2 separate regions of the Homo sapiens genome follow, and region 2 is linked to region 1. A link is an interaction called in ENCODE POLR2A ChIA-PET data of the cell type or tissue named here. Cell type or tissue: MCF 10A. All regions are shown on one strand. Region 1 holds the start of AREG (amphiregulin). Region 2 overlaps EPGN (epithelial mitogen).

Region 1 (5,000 bases):
TAACATCATGGACATTTAACTTAGCCTTTCGAAGGTGTTCAGCCAACATTTTCACTCTATTTCACAATGCATTGCAATTTTGAGCACTAGTCATCATTTGTACTACTAATCATTTACTTGGCCTTCTGAAGTGTTAACAACTTGAAACATGTTTAAGAGAACAGTTTCTAGACACCTTGATGGGTCTAATCTCATGCCTTCAAAAATAAGCACAAATGAACCCCTTACCCACCTCACAGAAAAGCACACTTTGAGAAGGAAGGGAATTAAGTGGAGTGTTCGCTAAAGGTTTTCTCACTTCCCACTCACCCAAGTCACTGTCCCTCTGGTACCACTTGATGTCCCTTCACCAGTTCTGAGAACCAGACAAGAGGGGGAGAAGCCAGGGAAACTCAAGTCAGGACAGAAAAGGCCTTCAACAGCTCTGAAACCATCTTGCCCTGCCTCTGTAGTGGATGCTCTTAGGATATTTAGATCTTATTTACTGTTAACTTCTTCTTCCTTCAGACTCCAAAGTATGCAATATTTCTCTCTTACTTTGGTACTTTCACTCCAAGCAAAGGGCCTTTTTAAAATATGAGATAACAGGAAAGTGAAAGAAACCATGGGTTATATAACTAACAAATGGGATTTGGGGTTAAAGAGTGATTTTAGCAATACAAAATCTAAGTATATTCACCCTTCTTTAATATTTCCAGATGGCATTATTATTATTATTCCATCAGCTTCTCATCACCTAGTACTTAAACGCTAAAGTCTAATGCCTCCTGTCCCATTACTTCCTTGTCCCCTTATTTGTGTTAAAATGCAGTTATCTGGGGAAGGGTGGTGTTGGGGAAGGGGATACAAAAGCTAAGATACAAAGTAGATAGGAATGGTTAATGTCTAAATTTGTCTCTCAGAATGGGGGTCATGTAGCATAGTGGGAAAGAGCTTAGTGTCTCTTCTGCATAGAATCAAACAGACTGGAGCTCTAATTCTAGCTCATCTGCTTGTCACCTGTAGAACCTAGAGCAAAACCTTTTTCGGCTTCAGTTATCACATCTGTAAAATGAGGATAACAATTCCTACTTAAAGTCATTGTGAAGATTAGGTTTAAAAATGAGACATACACCATTTATGATCACTCTGGCCATATAGGATGTGCCCACATTATGGTTCTTTTTGTCACAGTTTACCTAGGGGCTATCCAACAGATATACAATAAAGCCACTAGAAAATCTGGGGAGCAGCTTTACTTCTGAAGCAGCTTTGCTCATATAAACCCACATCTCACAGGCCATATTTTTGCTTTATCCCCTACTCACCTCTGACTGAATCATCGACAATATAGCCAGGTATTTGTGGTTCGTTATCATACTCTTCTGAGTAGTCATAGTCGGCTCCCGAGGACGGTTCACTACTAGAAGGCATTTCACTCACAGGGGAAATCTCACTCCCTGAAGACATCTCACTTCTTGAGGTAACCTCAAATCCATCAGCACTGTGGTCCCCAGAAAATGGTTCACGCTTCCCAGAGTAGGTGTCATTGAGGTCCAATCCAGCAGCATAATGGCCTGCAGGGGAGGGAATAAAGGAAGAAAAGAAAAGGTAAAGTAGGGTGCCTTTCGAGTCAGCTGTGTTAGGTAGAAAAGTTTATCTTTTGACATCAAAGCAGTTATTGCACATGTGCTATTGTTTGTGATTGAGTCATTTCTATGAAAGAAACTTTACATTTTTGCCAGCAAGCAAATTCAGCTGTCCCAATTACAGAAGTGCTTTTCTGAAGTTTTTCTTTTCCACAGATAATCCACATTAATTTCCACATCAAAAAAATCCCGCCAAATTGGCAAATTAATCTAATACAATTACTTGATGGGTAATGTCTAAAAATTCCCATCACTTCACATTCCAAATGCATTTCTTTTTTTGCTAGAATGCCATCCTGGCCTATTTCGGTAGGTTTTAGATACAAATATCAGATTTTCTTCAGATGTGTTCATATTTTTAAAAGATATTTTTAAAAGATGTGTTCATATTTTTAAAAGATGTGTTCATATTTTTAAAAGATATTTTTAAAAGATAATCTTTTAAAATAATATAAACAGTGGTTAATTATATCGATTATTATTGTCATTTTTCATTATCATTATTATTATTACTACATAGACAATAAACTGAGTACTAAGTAAGATTTGGGGCCCAGAGTTAAGCCACTGCTTTATCTTGCTTTTTCTTAGGTCTCAATAAAACAGCATCAGAGTGGTGCTTTTAACCTCTCGCCGGGATACTCTAAGTCCCTCTAGGAAGGTAAAGAAGAAATCACTAGACAGAGATGGAGAATTAGGCAGGAGGCAGCAAACACTGCTGGGTCCAATATCTGCGGAAATCACTTCACCTCTCTAGATCTTGGTCTTTTTAATCTTTTAATCTGTGAAACGAAGGGTTAGGTTCAAATGATCTCTCCCGTCTTCTCAGCTGAACTAAAGAAAAAGTACAGCGATTCTCTGGGACACCTTGTCCTGGACGTTTGAGACATCTGCCCTTCTCTTTTCCTCCTAGGGAGGGAGCTACAGTGATCACCTCCTGCGGCGCAGGGTCGGGGGAACTAAAGGGCGATTTTTAGAGAAGCAAGAGCCAAACTCAAGAGGCAAAACCTGCCATGGGAGGAGAGCCCAGCAGTTCAGCGCCGGTGAATCCTCACCTGAGCCGAGTATCAAGAGCGACAGCACCACCGGCGCCGGCGGTAGCAGCGGGGCTCTCATTGGTCCTTCGCAGCGGCGGCGTCTCGGTCTCTGGGGCAACTCGGTCTCTGGGACACGAGCTGCCGCCAAAACGAGCGGGTGTTGGAAGAGCGAGTGGAGACCGGGAGTGTGCGCCGCTCTCGAAGGCTTGGGGAGCTCGGGGCGGCGGGCGCGGCGCCTCGGGCTGTCCCGGGACCTCTGGGGCGCTGGCACCCAGGTGTGCGAACGTCTGTAGGGCGGCGCGCACCTGCCGCTTTATAGGCTCAGCCGGGAGGGGGCCGCAGCCCATGACGTCAAGGCCCGGCCGTGGGTGGAGGCAGGCGGCGCCCCAGAAGGTGCTACCCGAAAACCACGCGCGGAGGACACACGCCCCGCCTCCCTCGTGCGTAAGGATTCGCTGAGAGGAAGTGGAACTTAAACCTCTAGCTGCAAGCCGTTTTTGAGGGCGAGCAGGACTGGAGTTCCGGAGCTAGTACCTGACAGAAGTCCAGATGTTTCAAACTCTGACAACCTCTTTGTATACTTAACATCTACAACAGACAGGGATTAAATAGAAGAGTTCCGTATTTAGATGTAAAAGTACTTTAAGACCAAGAGTGACTTTGCCTGATGTTTCCAACAAGGATAAAGGACGAGAGAACTCAATGAGGAATTGCTTCATGTAGGATGGGCTTCTATCTCAATCAAGAGCCCCTTCCCACCCATTTCTGTGAAGTGGCCAGAATTTCAAATCCCCTCACTCCCTATTTCTTTATGTGGCCCAGGGGCCTCATCAACATTAATATTTATTGATGATTTATTATTGCCAAATTATGCACTTAAAATTTTACCTACACCATCTCACAGCCGATAATGTTCAAAGCCAGGTGGATATGAATTCTTCATCTGACTCTGAAATCTGCTGTTTTCCTCTCTGATGAATTTAGGTTTAAACTGATCCTTGAAAAGAGGGTTTCTGGGAAGAACAATATTTAGCCTAAAGGATAATTTCTACTGGTGGCATACTGGCATTTAGGTGAAGAGTAGTGCTCTAGACTGTGCCTCTCAAATCCCAAGATAAAAAGGTCAGCGTTGAGGGCCCACTTACAACCTAGTAGGATATTTAATCATGACAAGTAGATAAAATGAAGCGGAGACAGGAAGCTACTTAATTTGACTAACTTGGATGTACTGTCAACTAAAGAACTGGATTTTTCTTGACTTGAGGAAGAGAAAAAGCATTGTTCATTTTCCTTCACCTGGAGATATGATTCTTTCCTGATTGTTTCAGTAACACAGCCCTTTTAAGAATGTAGGTCAGGCCAGGCGCAGTGGCTCATGCCTGTAATCCCAGCACTTTGGGAAGCCGAGGCGGGTGGATCACCTGAGGTCAGGAGTTCGAGAGCAGCCTGGCCAAGATGGCAAAACCCCATCTTTACTAAAAATACAAAGGAAATTAGCTGGGCGTGATGGCGCGCGCCTGTAGTCCCAGCTACTCGGGTGGGCTGAGGCAGGAGACTCCCTTGAACCCGGGAGGCAGACGTTGCAGTGAGCCAAGGTCATGCCACTGTACTCCATCATGGGTGATAGAGCAAGACTCCGACTCAAAATAATAATAATAATAATAATAATAATAATAATAATAATAATAACGTGAGTCACAGTGCATCTGTCCTAATTCTGGAAATTTTTTTTTAAAAATCACTTATTTTTAATGGTATATCACAGTGCGTAGTCCAAATAATATCATGCATTTAGTAGAATGAAATAATCATGAATCATGCCTTCTATTCCACATTTGTTGAGAGTGTATTTTGTGTGAGCCACCTGCTTTATATTTTATGAAGGGGAGCAGTATAGGTTCACCAGGAGCTCAGTGGTGTGGGCCAGATACATAGATAAGTAATTCTAATAGATCACATGATGAGAAGGGTTCAGAGTGCCATGGAAAAAAAGGACATGGTTTAATTTTGCCTCTGTTTAATGGAAAGCTCTGTGGAAAGATGAAGAGGCCCCTCAAAGGCCTTCCCAGCAAATCTTTTACATGGAATAAAGACCTGATGTGAGGGTATGACCAAGTATGGGAAATAAGGCTAGAAAAGTGTCATGCCCATTCCAAAGTGAAGTAGGGGCCTGCACTGTTATCTGTTCTGGTGGATGAGGCAATTGTGATTCAGAGAGATTGAGAGACTTGCCCAAAGATTTCAAAAGATTCTTTTGGAGACTTTGTTTGGAGCTCACGCAGTTGGTCTACACTGTTGCACCTTTATGCTCCCATAGGCTTCATTTCTGTTCTAG
Region 2 (5,000 bases), 130 kb after region 1:
CTCCTTCTAACCAAAGTTACAAAAGATATAGAGCGCTGGCACAAACAAAATAGGACCAGAGCTCTATATTTTTTATTTTTCAAAAGAGGCTAGATTTTTAAAAATAGTAAAAGAGCTTGGTTTTTAAATGTGGGCTTGATTTAAAACAAACACCACGAAAGCTAAAGGGAATATGTCTGTGGAATAGATCTGCTTATCGGCATCACATTTCCAATGTACAACTTCCAACCAGGAAGGGAATGTGGAGGTCATCTTCAGAGTCTAACTTCTCCACTTAACAGGCAAGGATATCATATCCAAAGAGTCCCAGTAAAGTTCAGATCACACAGCTGAACTAGAAGACCGGTCATTTTAGTGCCAAACTATTGCACAGATTTTTTAAAATGTTATTTTCCAATTTTTTTCCTAAGCTGGACCACCGCTACTTACTGCTTTTCTGCAAGGTGCATGGGGGGCTGGGGTAGGATTGAGGATAATGTGGAGAGAAGGGGGTTGATGAGATTTTACTGTAGACATGACAATCACTTGGATTCCTCACCCCTCATCTCAAAAACAACCTGAGTCAGGTATGTCTCAATAAAGCTAAAAAAATGTTGGGAAATAGCTTGTAGCCAAGATTAGAATATTTCCAGTATTCTCTAGGAATACTGGCTACAGGTTAGAGTAGAATATTCCCAATATTCCAAGAGAGTGCTCTAAGAGAATACTCCTCATTCCTTGAGTCATGAGGATAAGCCAGAATTCCTTTACAGTATACAGTCTCTCCCCAGACTGTGCACTCAACTGTCAGCAGGCACTTGACGTTGATCTGACCTCACCCTGAGGGTGTTATACATATCTTAATAATTTGCAGACGACAGCAGGGGAATTTTGTGGTTGATCCATGACAAATATTATCATTTTGTGGCCAGGTGTGGTGGCTCACGCCAGTAATCCAGCACTTTGGGAGGCTGAGACGGGCGGATCACAAGGTCAAGAGATTGAGACCATCCTGGCCAACATGGTGAAACCCCGTCTCTACTAAAAATACAAAAATTAGCTGGGCGTGGTGGCGGGCGCCTGTAGTCCCAGCTGCTTGGGAGGCTGAGGCAGAAGAATTGCTTGAACCTGGGAGGTCGAGGTTGCAGTGAGCTGAGATCACACCACTGCACTCCAGCCTGGCGACAGAGCGAGACTCCATCTCAAAAAAAAAATTATTATTTTCTATATTTTAAGAAAATAACTTTTTTCAATTGCATACTAATTACTTGGGCATACTTTTAAGTTCACTAAGAAATTATCCCTCAACAGTAATATTTTTCATAAAATATTGGGAAGCATTATTATATAGAGCTTAGATGTTAGATGAAGAACTCTGACATCAGATGCATCTGGTTCAGGCTGAGGCCCTGTGACCTTGAACAAGTGATTCCCTTCTCTAAGCCTCAATTACACACAAGCATGGATTAACTAAAATAATGCAATTGATGCTTTCAAACATTGCAAGTGCTCATAAATGGTTACTGTATTACATTATTGCTTTAACTTGATTTGTTAAGGAACTTAATATTGAATTAATTTTTAGTGTGATTTTAAAGATCTAGAGATGCCATTTTTTTCTTTTCAGAAAGATGTGAATCCTAATTAATACCATCTTAGGAGATCGAGACTATCCTGGCCAACGTGGTGAAACCCCGTCTCTACTAAAAATACAAAAATTAGCTGGGTGTGGTGGCACACACCTGTAGTCCCAGCTACTCAAGAGGCTGAGTCAGAAGAATCACTTGAACCAGGGAGGCGGGGGTTGCAGTGAGCTGAAATTGTGCTACTGCACTTCAGCCTGGTGACAGAGTGAGACTCCATCTCAAAAAAAAAAAAAACAAAAAAAAAGAAGAATACCCTCTTAAAGATCAGTAATACTGCTAGTTTGACAGCTGGTTGACTGTAGACTTAACCAAATTTTAATCTAGATGACGTATGCCCCAATAATATCTGAGACATAAAAAATGACAAAGAAAGGCCATGAGGTGGTTAGATAAGACCTGACTGAACAATTCAGTTCTTCTTGTTAACACATAATCACATTTCTAATCTTTATGAGATGTTTCTTTGGAAGCTGTGGGTATTGCCGACAATCTGGAACATCCATCATGTTTAGTTTTGGAAGAGAAGTAAAATATAATACTATTTTACTTGTATTCACATGGATATTCTCAAGGGGCCTAGACTTAAAATTCTTAGAAAATTAACTGCTTAAGCTCTTATACTCTGAGCTGGGCACTGATTGATTAAATAATTAATAAAAATTGAATACTTAATAAAAATGCAGAATTTAGAAAAGACATTTCTGAATGTGCTACTGAATAGGTCTGAGCCAAAGATTTGGACAAAAATGTGGGCTCACCCAGATTAGCAGTGCTAGACACTGGCAAATTAAGTTTCAACATTTATAGTTCATCTTGGCAGCTACTCATGTCCTGATGTCATGCAGCCATGATGTAAGCGAGAAAGAGTGATGTTTTGCAATAGACGGATTTTGGTAACCCTTCCCATGAGTGTAGGTAGTAGGATACCAATATTTATATCACTTCACAGAAAGCATGTTACATTTTGTAATGCAGAGACATTAAATGGCTTCCTCATGGTCCTCTGCATAGATGAATTGTCCTCATGTTTAACATCAAAAGCTTAAATTGCTGATGTTTGTTATTTTCTTATGACTTTTTTCTCAATTAGATATAATGAATGGAAATCTTGACATCACCAAAACGAACATGTTAAAATTAAAGGATTAGATTTGTATTGTGCCAGGAAAGACTAAAAGATGAACTATGTTATAATTTCATCCTTTTCAAACTTTATGAAAACACAACTATACAAAAAGCTACCTTGGGGAAAGAGAATATAATGACAAGCATTTTTAATTACTTTTTTTGCAAATTTACTGGCTCCAGGATGGCTGACATTATATTCTGTGCCCCATCCTCATTATACTCTGAAATGCTAAATAATAAAGCACTCATGAATACTGATGACTTAAGGATGTGTTCTCAAATAATTGGAGGATAGACGAAGGGAAGTGACAAAATGGGGAATGAAAGAAATTGATGAACCTCTTGGCTGGTGTAATGTAGTCAAAGATGCCAGAAACATGTTGGCATTTGTTTCCTAAATAATCCACCCTCAATTAATGACACAACTGATTGATAGCTGAAAGTGTAGTTCTGAAGCACAAACTTTACTGAAAGGCTCTTTTTAGGGTCTTCTTACATATAGAAAAAAATGAAACAATTTCCAAATATATTTATGCATTTTCCTCTTAAGTTCTGCTTAGGTACTTAAACATTGACAGATGTGGTTCTAGCTCCATAGGAATGTCAGAGATTCCTTCCTACAAAATTAATGGTAGGAACTACAAGGATCACAAGATTGTTTTATATGAAATATCATAAACAGATGGTTATCATAAGCCACACTCTGAGTTTCCATACAATCTCACAGGGTAGATTTTATGTTGTTAATAAGTACTATTCTATAGGTGAACAAAGTTGAATCTCATGAGTATTTGTTTTGGTTAACATTTTGGTTTTGCAACCTGAGGATTTTAATTCTTTTCCTGATGTTCTAATTTTAATTATATTGTGTTTATAATTTATAAGTATTTATAGACAACAAATATTTATAATCTTTAAGGTTATCACCCCTCCATACTCCAGCATTAATTTCTTTTTCCTTTTATCAGGAGGCAATTCTTAATTAATTAAAGGCAATCCTGTATTGTTTCTTCCCATACTCTCCCCAGCTCTTTTACATCTTTTTGAAATACTCAGGAAGAGAAACGCTTTCTAGGTGTGGTCTGTCACTGGAGTCACTGGGAGGAAACTTCAACTCTCCACTCCTTGGTATGATGTAAGCTTTGCATACTGTGTGAAAACATTCAGAAAGTGCTGACTGCAATCCGTTTGCATTAAATTCCTTCTGAAGGAAAAACAAAACAAGTTAAATACCTTCTACTCAAAGGAAAGCAGAATTTTAAGTTTGGTTTAGGAATGAATGAAAAGTTATAATTTAATGTAAATGAAAGGCTTGTTGCTGGACTGCCATTGCAAGAATAGTCAAGTTTGATCCTCTTTTCACCACTCATGATCAAAATTGTCTTGCTTATCTACATCACAAATGGAAAAAAAAAGAGTCCATTGTTTTAGATTGAATCTTAAAAAATGATAGCTATTATTACTCTTTAATATTTTATATTTCCTTCAAAAATAAATTATTATTTTACAAACTAAACCCTAAAACATACCTAAGATAATATCGAGTAGTGTGTTTCAGGGTTAGAGGTGGGGTTGAGGTCCATCTCAACATGCTGATGTTGAGGATCTCACCGGCAATGCAGATTTGGAAAAACATTTCCTTATTCCACTGTCAAGTTTTAGAGCTAAGAGGGCCTTGTAGAAGATGAAACAAAAGCACAAATAAATTAAGCGACCTGCATATGACTGTTTGAATTAAGTGGCAGAAATATAACTAAGAGGAAGGATACTGATTTTTTTTTTTTTTTTTGAGATGGAGTTTCGCTCTTGTCACCCAGGTTGGAGTGCAGGGTTGCCATCTCGGCTCACTACAACCTCTGCCTCCTGGGTTCAAGTGATTGTCCTGTGTCAGCCTCTGGAGTAGCTGGGATTACAGGCATGCACCACCACGCCCAGCTAATTTTTGTATTTTTAGTAGAGACAGGGTTTCACCATGTTGGCCAGGCTGGTCTCAAACTCCTGACCTCAGGTGCTCCATCCGCCTCGGCCTCCCAAAGTGCTAGGATTACAGGCGTGAACCACCACGCCTGGCCTGGATACTGATTATTATTATTTTGACTGTTACTCCATTTTTTTTCTCTCCCTCTATGTGCAAATCTGTTAACAAGTGTTCAAAAATGATAAAGAAAGTTTCCACATGCTGTGGTCTGGTGAAAAAATTCTATGTCCTGTTTTTCAGTTTCTATTTTAGGGCCAATTGTAGACTTT

The links. ChIA-PET counts read pairs that join two places held together with the same protein. Peaks named below come from ENCODE experiments on the same cell type or tissue, not always from the same donor. Only the 100,000 strongest peaks of a DNase experiment are listed, where the experiment ranks them.
Region 2: POLR2A ChIA-PET joins it to region 1 with 12 read pairs; 3 of 35 experiments call an interaction of 5 or more read pairs at or near these places.

What each region holds. Positions count from the first base shown.
Region 1 is chr4:74,443,090-74,448,089 of GRCh38, reverse strand. It overlaps AREG (amphiregulin), which reads right to left and starts at 2,954. Exons shown (of 6, transcript NM_001657.4): 1 at 2,684-2,954; 2 at 1,308-1,556. The coding sequence starts at 2,744. RefSeq lists a silencer at 1,487-1,687. In MCF 10A, CTCF peaks have their summits at 2,340 and 2,547; DNase peaks (open chromatin) are centred at 2,579 and 3,059.
Region 2 is chr4:74,315,495-74,320,494 of GRCh38, reverse strand. EPGN (epithelial mitogen) reads right to left here. Exons shown (of 5, transcript NM_001270989.2): 5 at 3,706-5,000. The region is part of intron 2 of LOC105377276 (a long non-coding RNA gene); the gene reads left to right. Among named protein-coding and RNA genes, the nearest start is that of EPGN, 9.5 kb to the right of the region's middle. In MCF 10A, no CTCF peak of the experiment used is centred here; a DNase peak (open chromatin) is centred at 2,464.